Linked DNA regions of Mus musculus: region 2 is linked to region 1. The links are chromatin loops, found by intact Hi-C in ENCODE. Cell type or tissue: gastrocnemius. All regions are shown on one strand. Each heading gives the region's core, and the rest is flanking DNA. Links, peaks and the distances in the headings are about the cores only. Region 1 holds the start of Tesk2 (testis-specific kinase 2). Region 2 has its middle 4.7 kb from the start of Plk3.

What was found. A loop is a pair of places that touch in the nucleus more often than their neighbours do. Peaks named below come from ENCODE experiments on the same cell type or tissue, not always from the same donor. Only the 100,000 strongest peaks of a DNase experiment are listed, where the experiment ranks them.
Region 2: a loop joins it to region 1, with 2.5 times the contacts of the local background. A loop is called at or near these places in 3 of 42 quality-filtered maps.

The regions. Positions count from the first base shown.
Region 1 is chr4:116,714,509-116,722,838 of GRCm38, reverse strand. It overlaps Ccdc163 (coiled-coil domain containing 163), which reads right to left. Exons shown (of 10, transcript NM_026714.3): 10 at 7,155-7,999. The coding sequence ends at 7,881. It overlaps Tesk2 (testis-specific kinase 2), which reads right to left and starts at 1,884. Exons shown (of 11, transcript NM_146151.4): 1 at 1,583-1,884. In gastrocnemius, for the core only: a CTCF peak has its summit at 3,239 (motif pointing left); DNase peaks (open chromatin) are centred at 1,964 and 3,249; H3K4me3 peaks cover 2,397 bases; H3K27ac peaks cover 2,311 bases.
Region 2 is chr4:117,134,472-117,142,801 of GRCm38, reverse strand. No RefSeq gene overlaps it. Among named protein-coding and RNA genes, the nearest start is that of Plk3, 4.7 kb to the right of the region's middle. In gastrocnemius, for the core only: CTCF peaks have their summits at 1,962 (motif pointing right) and 3,309 (motif pointing right); a DNase peak (open chromatin) is centred at 3,371; H3K27ac peaks cover 945 bases.

The sequences.
Region 1 (8,330 bases), core at 174-8,173:
ACCAACAGAAGAAGCACTCATCACATAAAATAAAAATAAACCTAAAAACAACAAACCCTTGCTATTTCCCACTGATGATTCCCATGGCTATAACGCTCATGTCAGAAACTCACCGCAGTTCCGTCAACCTCCAGAGAAAGCTGATTTATCTACAGATAACTGATCACAATAAAAATAAGACCAGTCTAGTGTGATAACACGCATAATTCCCGGCTGGCCTACCCTCAAACAAGCAGAAAAAGAGAGAAAGAAGGCAGATGTGCTGCTCACTGCCGCCTGCCTTCCACTTACTCCTAAATCCGTGGGCTGACCACTGCATTACAACCACCAGATTATCAAAACTGCCTTTGAAAGAAAACAAGTCACTTCCTAATTGCCAGACTCGTGGCTTCACACTCTCCTGCTGCTTGACCTGGGAAGCGCCTGGTATCCCCCTCCCTTCTGGAGACTGTCTTTGGCTTCTGTGATACTGCCACAGTGTTCTAGCTCTCTTCAGTGTCTGTTATCCTCAGCAATGCTGCCTCTGTCCACAGCCCAATTCTCCGCTTTCTGGAGTACTACGAGGGGGTGCTAAGGTTTCAAGTATTCCTATTTAATTCCAATTTATGTCTTTAGAGCCTAACTTAATCAGTTCTATGAGCAACTTTCCACCTCTATTTGAAAAACTCGGGTTGAACTTGTCCACAACCCAACTTATCATTCTTCAGATCTACTTCTTTACATTGTTAGCACCACCAACCCAATACCATAAACCAATGAGAAAGCCCTTATGTAGAAAAGCAGAAAGCAAAAAACCCTCTAAATTCTATTCTAAAATTCTTGGAATTTCATGCCATTCTCTTCATTTTCCACAACTATTCCAGTCCATTCATCCTCTTCTCACGCACAAAACACAGCAGCCTCCTGACTACCTGGGCCTTCTGCCCTCCGGTCTTACTTTCAATCTTTCTTTCACATTTTCCAGAGATAATCCATATCAAACTCCTGCTTACAACCTTCAATGGCTCCGTATGCCTACAAATAAAGTCCAAATTCTTTAACAAGTTTTTCTCAGAGGTTTAAATTAAAAGGTTTTTCAATTGGACTAATCTGGCTTTTATTTCCAACTAAATCAGAATCGTAGTTTAGATAAGAGTCTTCTTCAAAATGAAGGGTAAGAACGTGAATAAAAAGGAGAGAAGTCTCTTAGGATAGGAGTCAGGGTGGTTAGGAGAGATGAGCACGTTTCGGAGGGAATCCAGATCTCAGAGGGAGAAGGGGGCTCGGAGACTAGTGAGGCACACTCAGTAGGGGAACGGGACGTGAAGGATTCCACAACTTCACAAGTGAGGAAGGTCAGACACAAACAACCCTTTTGAGTATAACGTCCAATGGGTTCTTGACCCCTGAGACGAGGTGGGGACTGTCCCGGGACCCGGAGGGAACTGAGAAGGAAAGGGGGAGAGGGGCAAGAGACAGTCCCCGCTTCTTTGAGAATCTCAAGTACAGCACCGGATTGTCCAGTGCTCAGCGACCCATGAGCCAAGCTGCGCGCAGGGCAGGGATGCCGAGCCTTGGTCCCCAGGCACTCTCCCGACGTTACCTGAGGCACAACTGAGCCGCGGAGGGGGCGTCTGCGCCGGCCAGAGGGTAAGGGAGGCAGCGGCCCAGAGCGAGCATAGCAGCTCCCGGCCGCGGCTGTTTAGCCTGCGGAGGAGGTGAGGGTCCCTTGGGCAGAAGCCGGAGATTGCTCAGGGCCAGCGGCGGCGCAGGAGCTGGAGGCTACTGCCATGGCCTTGCGGTCTGAGCTGCTTTCCCCCGCCTACTCGGCGGGGCCCGGAGGCGGATCACCGCTGGGACTGAGAAGGCAGCTGGAAACTCTCGGCTCCCCGCCGGTGAGTGTCTGAAACGCCTGGGGGGCAGGGGGCTGGGGGCGGGGCCCCGTGAGCTCCGCCCCCTCCTCAGGCCTCCCTCAGAGCAGCCAATCAATCGTCAACCTTTGACAAACGAGCTAATAGAGTTGCCCAATTAACGTTAGGAATGCCACGTGGTACGAGGGTGGGCACAATGGGCGTACAGAAAAGCCAATCAGCAACGCTCGGCGCCAACTCTTAGAAGATGAAGGGAACCAATAGGAAGAGAGTGGAGTTAAAAACAGAGGGGACAGTGTGTTGAAAAAGCGGAACCGGAGAGAATTCACCTTGGGGAAAACCTAGTCTAAAGAGTCTCAGAGGGCGGGACACAAGAGAGACCAATCAAACCCCCCCAAACAGAAGCGAATGGTAAATTAATTAAGCCAATTAAACAAGCACTAAACTGGCGCGGCTTTTGAATAAGGTGTTCTGCTGGATCGAATGCAGTGTCCTGCAGGAACGCAGTATATTGACAAGCTAAAATTAGCACATAATTCCTAACAACTTGAGAAAGAGCAGTAAGTATAACTTAAACGAAATGCCAAAGGGAGAGATTGAATTCAGGGAAGGCTTAGAGGATTGGTATCACCAGCTAGATGGAAAGGAGAGATATGAAAGATCTTCGAAGGGAATAACAATTCTACCCAACTGTTCATCAGGTACAGATTTCCTCACACTTTCCATAGCCATGGATCTCAAGGGTTCATAATTTTATAGCTGAACAGACTGCTAAAGAAGAATAAGAGCAGTGGGATATAGGTCTTACTCCCAACGGTTTAGGGGCCTCCCTTCAGAAATCTTTAGCATGTGAGACATAATTAAAATATGTCTAGGAGCCGAGCATGGTGGCGCACGCCTTTAATCCCAGCACTCAGGAGGCAGAGGCAGGCGGATTTCTGAGTTCGAGGCCAGCCTGGTCTACCGAGTGAGTTCCAAGACAGCCAGGGCTGCACAGAGAAACCCTGTCTCGAATAACAAAAAAAAATAAATAAATAAATAAATACTAGGGGCAGAAAGCAATGGTAATGTACCATGTGGTCCAGGGTTCAATTCCCAGCACTGAAAATAATAACACCAATGGAATGTAGTGCTACTGACAGCTGAGTTTATGAAAATGTATAGTAGGAAATAAAATTGCAAGAGGCTGAACATGAGTGGAGTTTAAATAATAAAATTATCTTTTTATTTTAAATGCTGTGTGATTTATCCTTGAACAGAAGCATAACCTAAACAGGGAATTGTTTGAGGAAGAGTAATTAGCTCACAGAATCTCTGAAGGGAGGTACTCAGGCACAGTTCTCTTGGCCTGTTCAGGATCTTTCTGACATAAATTATGTGCTGCCACCTGGTGGCAGTTCAGACCCACTGTTCCACCGTTGTCCTTTAACATTTCTGTTGAAAGATTTGGCACCCTTGCAAGTGTGTCTCCCATAGAGCTTGATACAAACAGTTGATAAATACTACTGGTAGCAATCGGAGCTAATGCCACCATGCCAGATAAATTATCTGCCCAGTGAAAGACAGAGAGAGGCTTGGCGAAAAGGCTTGTGTTAAATGTGGATCTAAATAACAAAAATTTTTTAAATTTGGGGCTGGAGATGCAGTCCATTTGGCAGTGTTAGTATGCACGGCGCCCAGATGTGGTGTCACACTCCTATCAAATCACCATTCAGAAAGTGGAGGCAGGATTTCAGGAGTTCAAGGTCATCCTCAGCTAGATATGGAGTCTAGACCAGCCTGGGACACTTGATACCTGGCCTCAAAATAAAAACTATTAAATAGAGGAAGGAGGAAAAACAACAACACCAAGGGTTCAAGTAGTTACCGTGCAAACCTGAGGAAGAGTCTGTCATCCCAGCACTCCTGGAAGGTGGGAGGCAAAGACCAACACCAGAGCTGCCTCCTAATCCCAACATGTACTCGGTAGCATGAATGTACACAAACAAGCCAGGTATGGTCTACATACCTATAATACCTGGGGTGTGGCGACAGGAGGAACAAGGCCACCTTTGGCTATATAAAGAGTCTAAAGCAAGCCTGGACAACACAGGATTCTGTCATATACACACCAAAATAAATCAATAAAATAAAACTGGGTCTGAAGCTAAGTATGATATCACTGTATCACTTGTAATCCTGGCAATCAGGAGACTCAGGCAGGATGGAAACAAGTTTGAAGCCAACCTGAGCTACAGAGTTCTGAGTCAGTCCAAGTAAATGCATACTACATACTACATACTAAATGAAAACAGGGCTGAAGAGATGGCTCAGCAGGTAAGAGCACTGACTGCTTTTGCAGAGGATCCTGGTTCGATTCCCAGCACATATATGCTGATTCTAGTTAACTCCAGTTCCAGAGGATCCAGTGCTCTCACCTGGCCTCTGCAGGCACCAGACAAGCACAGTGGTACAGACACACATGCAGGCAAAGCAAAGCACTTACTCACATGAAATAACAATAAATAAAACAAAAGCAAAAAGAACCTCTCCTCTCCTTCCCTCTCTCTCAAGGTCTTTTTTTTTTGTCCTTTTTCAAGACAGGGTTTCTCTGTGTAGCCCTGGCTGTCCTGGAACTCACTCTGTAGACCAGGCAGGCCTCGAACTCAGAAATTCGCCTGCCTCTGCCTCCCTAGTGCTGGGATTAAAGGCATGTGCCACCACTGCCCGGCACAAGGTCTTATTATACAGTTCAGAGATGGTCTTGAACTCAGAGATCCATCTGCCTCTTCCCAAGAGCTGGGCTTAAAGGTGTGCACTATCATACCCACTGAGAGACCCTGCCTCTGGTCACCACATACTCATGCTCAAAATAATCAGGTGCAAATGCACACATGCACACACACATGTACGCAACTGTGCACACACTCGCACACATGTGCACACGCACATGTACACACACACACCCCAACAAAAAAATGTGGAAGATATCCCTATAACTATTCAATGTCCAAGGCCCTCTCCCCATAATGTTGGCTATTAGTTGGGCCAGAAATTTAAATATACCATTACTAAAAGTAGCTCCCATTTTACTACCTCATCCTTCTATTTTTTTTTTTTTAAGATAACTGTCTCCTCTTGCCAGCCTGAACTAAGAGTTGGAACCTTCCCATAAGCTGACTGCACATCTTAGTTCTAAGCAAATGCATCCGAAGACCTAACTGGTGGATGGATGGCATTATCTCTTGTCTACAGTTACCACTGGCAGAGGCTTCATGAGGTCTCTGAAATGCTGCTGATTCTTAGGAAATCTTGAACCCCCTAGAACATAAAGTCCAGAAAAGCAGAAAGCAAAGCTGACCTTCAATGCCAGAGATCTTGAGTTCAATTCCCAGCAACCACATGGGATCCAATGCACTCTTCTAGTGTGTGTCTGAAGACAGCTGCAGTGTACTCATATAAATAAAAAATAAATAAATCTTTTTTTTTTTTTAAAGCCAGTAAGCTACCTTCCTCCATGTCAGTTCCTGCCTCCAGGTCCCTGTCCTGACTTCTCTTCAGGATTGAACGATGGGTAAAATTCACCGTTTCCTCCTCCAGTTGCTTTTAGTGTTTTGTCACAGCAATAGAAAAGTAAGCTAAGGACTAAACCGCTAACCATAAGACATATTTGTTTTGTTGTCATTATTGTTGGTTTTGACACAGGGATGTCTTATGCAGCCCAAGCTGGCCTCAAACTCCAGATCCTTGGGCTGGGGAGGTGGCTCAGTGGTTAAGAGCACTGACTGCTCTTCCAGAGGTCCTGAGTTCAATTCCAGTAACCACATGGTGGCTCACAACCATCTGTAATGTGATCCAGTGCCCTCTTCTGGTGAGTCTGAAGACAGTGACAATGTACTCATATACATAAAAATAAATAATAAAAAAAAAACCCTCCAGATCCTTTTGTCTCCACTTCCCTAGTGGTAGGATTACAGGTATATACCACAACCTTTATTTATTTATAATTATTTCAGATAACTACATGAAATATGTATAAGGCATTTTTTAAATGAAATTGAATAAAAATGGACCAGAGGTATAGCATTACCACTTGTTTAGCATTTTTTAAAGATGTTTTTTAAAATTTATTTTAATGTATATGAATACACGGTCTCTATCTTCATGCACACCAGAAGAGGGTGTCAGAGGGCGTCAGATCTCATTACAGATGGTTGTGAGCCACCATGTGGTTGCTGGGAATTGAACTTAGGACCTCTGGAAGAGCAGTCTATGCTTTTAACCACTGAGGCATCTCTCCAGCCCCCTTGTTTAGCATTTAATGAGGCTCTGGGTACAATAATCCCTGCCATTGCAAGGAAAAGACAGGTGGGTGGCAGCAAGCAAGCCAGCTAGCAGACTAGTAGGTATGGCAGCATATACCTCCAATTTTAGAATTTAGGTTTTAGCAAGAGGATCAGAAAGTTCAAGGTCATTGTGGTGGTTTAAATGAGAAGTGCCCCCCATAGGCTCATATTTTCAACACTTGTTCTTCAATTGTTGGTACTCTTTCAGAAGGATTAGAGGTATGGTCTTATTGGAGGTGTGCCACTGGGTCATTAAAGTTTCAAAAGATCTGCCAGTCCCTGTGCACCCTCTGTGCTTCCCGCTCGTGGATGGGATGTAGTCTCAGATGGTTGTGATCTCGGCTTCTGCTCGTGTCGTGCCAGCCCACCAGCTGCTGACATGTATCTCACCATGATGGTGCTGGGCCCTGTGAAATTACAAGCCCCAAGACAACTCTCCCTCTAGGAGATGCCTTGGTTGTGGCATTTTATCACAGTATTAGGAAAGTAACTAAGACAGTCAACTTCACTCAAAGCCAATCTGTGTGACATAAAATCCTGCCTCAAGGAGCTGGAGAGATGGCTCAGTGGTTAAGAGCACTAACAGTTCCTCCAGAGGTCCTGAGTTCAATTCCCAGCAACCACATGGTGGCTCATAACCATCTGTAATGGAATACGATGCCCTCTTCTGGTGTGTCAGAAGACAGCTACAGTGTATTCATATAAATAAAATAAATCTCCTTAAAAAAAGAAAACCCTGCCTCAAAAAATTAAAAAGGAGCTAAAGAGATGGCCCAATGGTTAGGAGCACTTACTACTCTTTGATGGCCAGCATCTATATGGCAACTCACCATCGTGTATAAGTCCAATTCAAGAGGATCTGATGCCTTCTTCTGACCCCTCAGGACCTTACACGCAGATGGTGCATAGACATACGTGCAGGCAGAATTCCCATACACATAAAGTAATAAAAGAATGTTTAAAAATAAAAATAGTATAATTTGAATCATGGAACTCTTTATTTCCTCAAGAAGGTTATAGCAAAAAATACTTCTTGGCTAGGTGTAGCAGTGCCCACCTTTGATGCCAGGACTAGGGAGGCAGAGGCAGGAGAACCCTGAGAGTTCAAGGAGAGCCTGTTCCCAGAACAGCCAGGGCTACTTAAACAGATCCTTTCTCAAAATAAGAAATAGAGATTTTGGTTTTGTTGGCTTTTGTTTGTTTGTTTTGAAGACAACTCGATTTCAGAGAAACAGAACTGTAGACATACAGACTGGGCTACTGAGGGTGAGGAGGTAGGGAGAAGCTGGGGTAAGCCTCCCAGCAGTGTGACTGACTGGATCTAGTGCCCACCGGAACATCACACTCTCCTTTGTGATCACCTCAATACTCCCAACATCCTAACCTATTCTACTCACCAAACAAGAGATCATTTCTTCCCAAGTTCACTGGAGCTCAGTCAAAGGTGCACCTATGATTGTCAGATTTCAAAGGCAGGGGTCACAGGAACCAGGTAAGTAACAAGAAGGAAAGGTATGGCCCAGCCTATCCCATGTGGGGCAAGATTTACAGAGAACACATCAGGGAGAATGAAGCTACTTTATTTTGAATTAGCCAGGGAGAAGGACTGGCTGCACAGTGCGATGCCTCGGTAAAGAGGGCATGAACGGAGAGGATGAGGAGGCTGCCTGGGATAGAAGCTGCACCTCATTTTTCTCACAAGTTCTTACAGGTCACTCTGGAAGATCGTGGGGCCCTCAAGGAACAGGTCCTCTTGCCCTAGACTCCAGGCATGGAACTGAGAGCTGCTGGGTTCCAGGTTAGGAAGGGAGTTGTTCTGGAGTTCTAAGATGAAGGAAAATAAAATTAAATTTAAAAAGAAATTAGCATCCCAGCACTCGGGAGGCAGAGGCAGGCAGATTTCTGAGTTCGAGGCCAGCCTGGTTTACAAAGTGAGTTCCAGGACAGCCAGGGCTACACAGAGAAACCCTGTCTCAAAACAAAACAAAACAAAACAAAACAAAACAAAAAAGCAAAAAACAAAGCCAACTCCCCCCAACCCCCAAAAAAAGAAAGAAATTAGCAAGACTGCCATGCACAGAACTAGGCCCTGGACCACCCTGGAAAAGACACACAGGCCTGATCTGAATGTGCTGATTCTCTGGCGATTTCTGAC
Region 2 (8,330 bases), core at 164-8,163, 420 kb before region 1:
CTGTGTAGGTGAGGATGACCTTGGATTCACGACCTTCTTTCTTGCTTTCAATTCTCAAGAGCTGGGATTGCAGGTGTGTATTGCCACACCCAGTTTTATGCTGTACTGGGAACTGAACCCAGGGACTCCAGCATGTTAGGCAAGCCTTCTACCTAATGAGCTGAATTCTCAGCCCTTTGGTTCTCTCTCTCTCTCTCTCTCTCTCTCTCTCTCTCTCTCTCTCTCTCCCTTCTTTCCTCCCTCCCTCTCTCTCCCATCTCTCTCATCTCTCTCTCAGTGTGTGTGTGTGTGTGTCTGGGGTTTGGGCTGATTGCCTGTTTGAGCTCATGTACTAGAAGATAGAGGTCAATATTCTCTTTGTTTTTTTGAGACAGGGCCTGGAGTTTGTGGATTATAGCCAGGCTGATCAGTCAGCTCTAGGGATTCATCAGTCTCCCCACCTATGAGGATGTGCTGCCATGCCTGGCTCCTCACATGGACTCCAGGATCAAACCCAAGTCCTGGCGCTTGCATTGGGTAACTATGCTGACTGAGATGTCCCCCAGCCTCCTGCTTTAAATCCTCTCTCTCTCTCTCTCTCTCTCTCTCTCTCTCTCTCTCTCTCTTCTCTGTCTCTGTCTCTCCCTCCCTCCCTTCCTCCCTCCCTCCCTTCCTCCCTCCCTCCCTCCCTCCCTCCCTCCCTCCCTCCCTCCCTTCCTTCCTTCCTTCCTTCCTTCCTTCCTTCTATTTGAACCTGGTTCTTTCTGCAGCCCTGGCCGTCCTGGAATTCAGTATATAGACCAGACTGGCCTCGAACTCACAGAGATCCACCTGCCTCCTGAGGGCTGGGATTAGTGTGTTACCACTGCCTCGGCTTGCTTTAAATTTAAAAATTACACTAACTTATTCACTTATTCTGTGTATAGGTAAGTCAGTTCTTTCCCTCTACCATGTGAGTTCTGGGTACTGAATTCAAGTTGTTAGTGGCAAGTGTTTTAACTCAGGGGACCCTTCACACTTTTGAAACTTAAAGTTATTTATTTGGTTATCATCAACACCCCCACCATCATCATCACAGCTGTGTGTGTATACAATGGGCATGTGCAGGTCAGAGGATAAATTTGTGGAATCTCTTTCCCCCTTTATATGGGTTTTGAGGGTGGGACAGGGGTCACCAGTCTTACATGGCAACCGTTTTGTTCTTGTAGAATGTAACTCTGTACGCCATGCTGGCCTCCCTCGATCCAGGAGGTGGGTTGTAGCACATCACAGATAATGAGATCTCCTTGCAGATTAGCCAGGTGTTTGCTCCTGAGTCTGAATCCTAACCTCTTATTCTTGCCCTGTCTTAGCTTCTGATCAAGAGATATATGACTCTGAGTTGCCAAGGGAACCAGGAGTCTAGACCATATGCTCAACAGAGCAGACACAGCATTCAGGGATGGACACACAGAGAGCTCAGAAAAATCTCAGGCTCTCAGCCCTGGAAAGATGAGGCAAGCTGGATCTGCCCACGGGAAGCTGAGTTAACCTTGGGGAAACTGTTTCATCCTGTGAACTTTTATTTCCTTCTGAGGATTATAATCACTTCCATATCACAGGCTTACTGGAAGCAATCAATACACTAAATGCCCAGGTCGGCTCCTGGGCCATGGGAGGCCCACAGATGGGGAGCAGCTGTCAGGGAGAGGAGGCACAGGCAGGCCCTTCTATTACAGCATCCCCAGAATACTGTCCATAGAATACTGTCTACATGCACAGGGCCCCTTGGTTTGATACCATGGCGGAGAGTTGAGAAAGATAATGACATCTAGAAAGCTCCTCCTGGTATCCTGGCTCCCAAAAGAAGATTCAAATAGCTTGTTCACCTTCCAAGTTGCGCAGTTGTCTGGGGGTATAGCTCTGTGGTAGATTCTTTTCATTTTAAAATTTATTTATATATTTTTTAATAAATATATTAATGCTCTATCTGCACATACATCTTTGTGCCAGAAGAGGGCATCAGATCCCTTTATAGATTAAGTCATGAGCCACCTGTAATTTCTGGGAATGAACTCAGGACCTCTAGAAGAGCACCCGGTGCTTTTTTTTTTCCCCCCCAATTTTTTATTAGGTATTTTCTTCATTTACATTTCAAGTGCTATCCCGAAAGTCCCTTATACCCTCCCCACGCAGCCAGTGCTTTTAACCACTGGGGCATCTTACCAGCTCTTAGATTACTTTCTAGATGGCCTTGGACTCAATCTCCAGCACTGGAGAGAGAATGAGAAAGACAGTTGTGCAGGGGGCTCGCAGTGCCATGTTGTGGCTGAGGGTACAAGCCAGGGGAGGAAAGCAAAGAAAGGGGACAGGACATCCCTGGAGGGATTCGGGTGAGGGTCCTGTCTTGAGTGGCAAATGTAGGTCAGATGGCCTGAGCTCAGCCTTCGATCTGAAGCCTAGCAAGAGCTTGGCATCAGACGCTTGGTGAGAACATCTCTTCAGTGTTGGAAAGGAGAACCGGAGAGCCGGGAGTGGGGCCACAGCGTCAGCTGTCAGCTTCACCTCCCCAGAAGCCCATTAAGGCTATCCTGCCCACCATTACCCCAGACCCACTTCCAGACTCCGGTGGCATTGGCTGACTCCAAATAACTCTTTTATCAAACCCCAAAGCGTAATCTAGCCTTCCAAGGTTGTCCACAAGCAGTCTACCTGTTGGCTGCCTACCTACTTTTAGGCAACTTGGGAACCTTGCAAAGTTAGGAAGGGAAAGAATACTTCTAACCCCACCCTCCAGCTTGCAGAATCATTTTAGGGTCCAGTCCTTGAAGTGTTTCAGATATATATATTTGGTTTTGGTTTTTTGAGACAGGGTTTCTCTGTATAGCCCTGGCTGTCCTGGAACTCACTTTGTAGACCAGGCTGGCCTCGAACTCAGAAATCCGCCTGCCTCTGCCTCCCTGAGTGCTGGGATTAAAGGGGTGTGCCACCACCACGCCCAGCTGTGTTTCAGCTATTTTTAACTTTTGGTTAAAAAGTAAGGGTTTTGGTTTGGGCTTTATTATTATTTTTATTATTATGGTTCTTTTGTTTGGAGATGGCCTACTGTAGCCAGCTAGCTTGGAATTTACTATTTAGCTGAGACTGATCTTGAACCTCTACCTCCTGGGTGATAGGATTGTAGGTGGTGATGCTGGTCTAGGCTTATGTCACAAAGGGCCAACTGCGCTAACCCCCAGGTGTTTTCTTCTCTTCCTCCTTATTTTTCTTTCTTTTGGTTTTTCTTTTTTGTTTTTAAAAGATTCATTTATTTTATGCATGAGTGCTCTATCTGCATGTACACTTGAAGGCCAGTAGAGGGCATCAGCTCCCAGTACAGATGGTTGTGAGCCACCACGTGGTTGCTGGGGATTGAATTCAAGACCTTTGGTAGAACAGGCGGTGCTCTTAACTACTGAACCATCTCTCCAGCTTTCTTTTGTTTTTTTCAAAACAGGGTCTCACTGTGTAGCCCTGCCTGTCTTGGAACATGTTCTGTAGAGTAGGCTGGCCTCAAACTCAGAGATCTGCCTGTCTTTGCCATTTGAGTGCTGGGATAAATGGTGTGTGCTATCACCACCTGGTTCTAGTTGTTTTCCTAGACAGTGTCCTTTACAGTTCAGGCTTCCCTACAAACTATGTATGAGAGGCTGACCTTGAACTCCTGATCTTCTGCCTCCCACTGCCAAAGGCTGTGGTTATAGGTGTGTGCCACTATTCCTGGTTTGTGCAATGCTAGGGTTCAAACCCATTGTTTGGTTCTAGGGATTGTCAGATCGCAAAAAAAATCTCATGACAAATGGCCAACTATGGTGCCTTAGCACATCGAGCTGTCTGCTGGACCTCTAGGCTCACTCAGCACCTGCAGCTCCTTCCCGATCTCCTCACCCCTACCTCCCACGCTCTGCCTAAAACCTCAGCAGCCCAGGGGCTTGGCTTCCCCTCCCCTCCCCTGCCCTCCCCTCCCCTCCCCTCCCCTCTCCTCCCCTCCCCTGCCCTCCCCTCCCCTCCTCTCCCTTCCCCTCCCCCTAACTCAGCCTCAAGCTCTCTGTCCTCTTGGTCTTCTTCGCTTCCTCTCTCATTCATCCTCTACCACTCCCACCCCCACCCCCACCCCCACCCCCACCCTCATGCTCCTGCTCTGTCTGCTGGTCTTGTTCGGTCTATTTCTTTCTCTCCTTGTTCAGGTCTCTTCCAGGTGCCCTCTGGCTGTTCTCGCCCTGAAATCTACAATAAAAACCTCCTTAGCCACACCCAGGAGCTGACAGGTGTTCTCAGTTTCATTTAGGGATCAAACCTCATGCCTGCTAGACCAAGGAGTCTCCCAATGGCGCTCCACCCCCACCCCAACTTGTAGTTCTTTATGGACCCGTGAGCCCTCACTTCAGGCCGCCAGGAGCACAGGATCCTGAGCCGTGCTACGCCTGCTTGACTTTTACCCAGCTCTCAGGGTTCACTTTAGAAATCTTACCCGGTTCGGGCGTGGTGGCGCATGCAGGCGGATTTCTGAGTTCGAGGCCAGCCTGGTCTACAAAGTGAGTTCCAGGACAGTCAGAGTTACATAGAGAAACCCTGTCTTGAAACAACAACAAAACAAACAAATTCATAGTTAAGACTTGGTTTAAGATTATGTAACTAAAGCTGGCCATGGTGGCCTTTAGTCCCAGCACTCGGGAGGCAGAGGTAGGCAGATCTCTGAGTTCGAGGCCAGCCTGGGCTACTGAGGGAGCCTCCGTCCCTCTCCTTGGCTTACACATGATGATCTTCCCTGCATTAACCTTTTTTTTTTGTTTTGTTTTTTTGTTTGTTTGTTTTTCGAGACAGGGTTTCTCTGTGTAGCCCTGGCTGTCCTGGCACTCACTTTGTAGACCAGGCTGGCCTCGAACTCAGAAATCTGCCTGTCTGTGCCTCCCAAGTGCTGGGATTAAAAGCGTGCACCACCACCCCGGGCTTGTGGTTTGGTTTTTCAAGACAAGAGTCCCTCTGTGTAGCCCTGGCTGTCCTGGAACTCATTCTGTAGACCAGGCCAGTCTTGAGTTGCTTGTTTTCATTCATCAGGCCAAGATGATCTGGGTCGGTGATTAACAGAAATCAGCTCCTGTTTCTTAGTCTCTAACCTTCGTGTGTGCGCACCAACACCTGTACACCAACACATGTAATTTTAAATTCTGTCCTTCTCTGGGCACTTGCACTTCCACACACACATACACAGAGAGACAGAGACACAGAGAGAAATTAATAATAATTGTTTTAAAAATAAAAAACAGGGGGCTGGAGAGATGGCTCAGCAGGTAAGAGCACCCGACTGCTCTTCCGAAGGTCCAGAGTTCAAATCCCAGCAACCACATGGTGGCTCACAACCATCCGTAATGAGATCTGACTCCCTCTTCTGGAGTGTCTCAAGACAGCTACAGTGTACTTACATATAATAAATAATAAATAAGTCTTAAAAAAATAAAAATAAAAAACAGGAACTGGAGAGATGGCTCAGCAGTTAAGAGCACTGACTCTTCTTCCAGAGGTCCTGAGTTCAATTCCTAGCAACCACATGGTGGCTCACAACCACCTGTAATGAGATCTGATGCCCTCTTCTGGTGTGTCTGAAGACAGCTACAGTGTACTCATATATACATAAAATAAATAAATAGATCTTTTTTTTAAAAAAGTAAAAAGCAAAAAACAGAAAAATCCAAGAAACCTGTCCTGATTTGATCTTGCACCTCCGACTGTGAAAATAATTTTATTAATTTATTTTTTGTCATTTGAACCATTCAAGGTTATTTTGTTATGGCATCTCCAGCAAAGTAATACACAGACATCTTAATTTATTTTCCAGATATAAAGCTGTAACATCAAGCTGGGGATAGTTTAGTAACACTTGCCTCCCGTAGACAAAGCCCTGGGCTTAATTCCCAGACCATAGCATAAAAGTAACCAGTAGTGAATATATCTTTTTCAAAGATCTAATTTTTATTATTTTATGTGTGAGTGTTTTGTCTGCATCACACATGGCCTGGTATCCTGGTGCCCAGAAAGGTGACGGGCCTCCATGATTCCCAGGATGCTGGGTCCTTTGCAACAAGTGCTCTTAACCACTGCGCTAACTCTCCAGGGCCAAATAGACAGGATGTTATTTACTCCAGGTTAGTCTCAGGTTCACTCTGCAGGGAGACCTTTTTCACTTTTCTGCAGCTGTGATAAACACCCAGACCAAAAGCAGCCTGGGGAGGGAAGGTTTATTTCATTTTATAGGTTACAGTCAGTCACAGAGGGAAGCCAGGGCAAGACGCTGAAGCAGGAACTGAGGCAGAAACCACGGAGGAGTGCTGCCTCATGCCTGGCTCCCTCACTTGCTCCTTGTTAGCTTCCTTAAATAATTAATTACACACGTACTTATGTGAGTATGCACATGCCAGGTACCCAGCTGAGAAGGCTGGAGGTGTAGAGTTCCCCAGGAGCTCTGGTCACTCAGTGAATTCAGGTCCTCTGACAGAAAGAACACTGTGTTCTCCTAACCGCTGAGTCATCTCTCCAGATCACTCGGCTAGCTTCCGTCTATAGTTCAGCTCTACCTACCCAGGGGTGGTGCCACACGCGGTGGGCAGGGCCCTCCCATGCCAATCATCAATCAAGACAATTCCTCCCAGGCCAAAGGTCAACCTGAACTGTGTAGTTGCCCAGCGAGACTCTGTCAGATGACTCTTCATTACGTCAGGGTGACAGTTGACTTTAACTAGGACAACCTTGGACTCCTGAACCTCTTGCCTCAACTCCAGCTCAGATTTTTGACTCTGTCTTTTGAAGCTCTACCTGTGCTTCAGGCCATGTGACCTGAAGAGTTTGTCCTTTCTGGCCCTACCACTACCTTCTCCGCCAGGGAAATTGCTAAGCATAGCACCTAGGACTTTCCTGCCCACCCCTATCATTTAAACTACTAATATTTCTCCTGGTCTTAGGCTTTTTGGGACGTGTGTGTGTGTGTGTGTGTGTGTGTGTGTGTGTCCATGTCTTCACAGTATGTACATGCAAGATGAAATGCAGATGAGACCAAAGGCAGGGACGGCCGTATGCAATAATCCCAACAAGATAGGTTATGATCCAGACCAGACACTGGGGAAGGAGGGAGCTGATTCACAGCTGTATGTGTGTGTTTGTTGGTTTTTCTGGGTGCTCCTTGTTTACTTCCGTCTTAGCACTTTTCACAGCCTGTAATTACTTTATTTATGTACTTAAGTCTGTTTCCACAATAGAGAAACTGCAGAAACTAAGTAAGGGCTGCAGCCTTGGCCATTCTTATTGGTAGCAGCGCCTGCCACTTTGCAGATGTTTTCAGTAAATCTGAGGTCTGAATGTATGGCTCCAAGTGAAAACGAAGGCTACACAGCCAGCAGGAGATCTGTGACCCCTGGAGAAAGTTTAGGGATTAAGATTCCACTGGGGAAACTAGGCAGGTGGTGGCATACTCCTTTAATCCCAGCACTCTGGAGGCAGAGACAGGCAGCAGATCTCTGAGTTGGAGGCCAGCCTGGTTTACAGAATGATTCCAGGACAGCCAAGTCTACACAGAGAAACCTATTTCAAGGAAAAAAAAAAAAAAAAAAAAAGATTTCACATCGAAGCCGGGCAGTGGTGGAGGGGCAGAGACAGGTAGGAAGTCAAGGCCAGTCTGGTTTACAGGTCGAATTCCTGGCTTCCTGGAAACTCTGTCACAAAACAAAACAAAAACCAAAACAACCCTCCACAACACCCCCCCCCCAAAAAAAAAACCCACACAGAAAAAGATTCCACATAGATCATAGATTCCTGCCACCTACTTGAGTTTATCTGTAATGGACTTCAAAGCTAACTGCCCAGTTGCAGGTCTCTAGCACCTAAGAGTGTCCAGTTCTCATTCCTCACTGTCTGGCCTTTTGCCTGCTGACTCGGTGCAATAGGTATTTTTGAGAATATGATGGGGAACTCAGGGTCTGGGGCAGAGGTACAGGTCTGGAGTCCCATCATGTCAAAGGTGAAGACAGAAGGACCTCGAGTTCAAAGCCAGCCTGGATCACATGACAGCTACTCTGCCTCAGCTCTCCTTTCCCTCAGAAGAATAATAAGGTAGAATTGGGTAGCAGAAGATGTAGCCTGGAACATGGTGAAAAACAGTGAATACTGGGAGGCAGGGGCAGGTGGATCTTTGATTTCAAAGCCAGCCTGGTCTACATAGTGGGTTCTGGGACAGCCAGGGCCACACAGAGACACCCTGTCTTGGAAAAACAAAACGCAAACATAAAACCTTGAATACCAGGCTCTGTTCCACAAACCCATTGCACAGTCCCAGACCAGGTAAA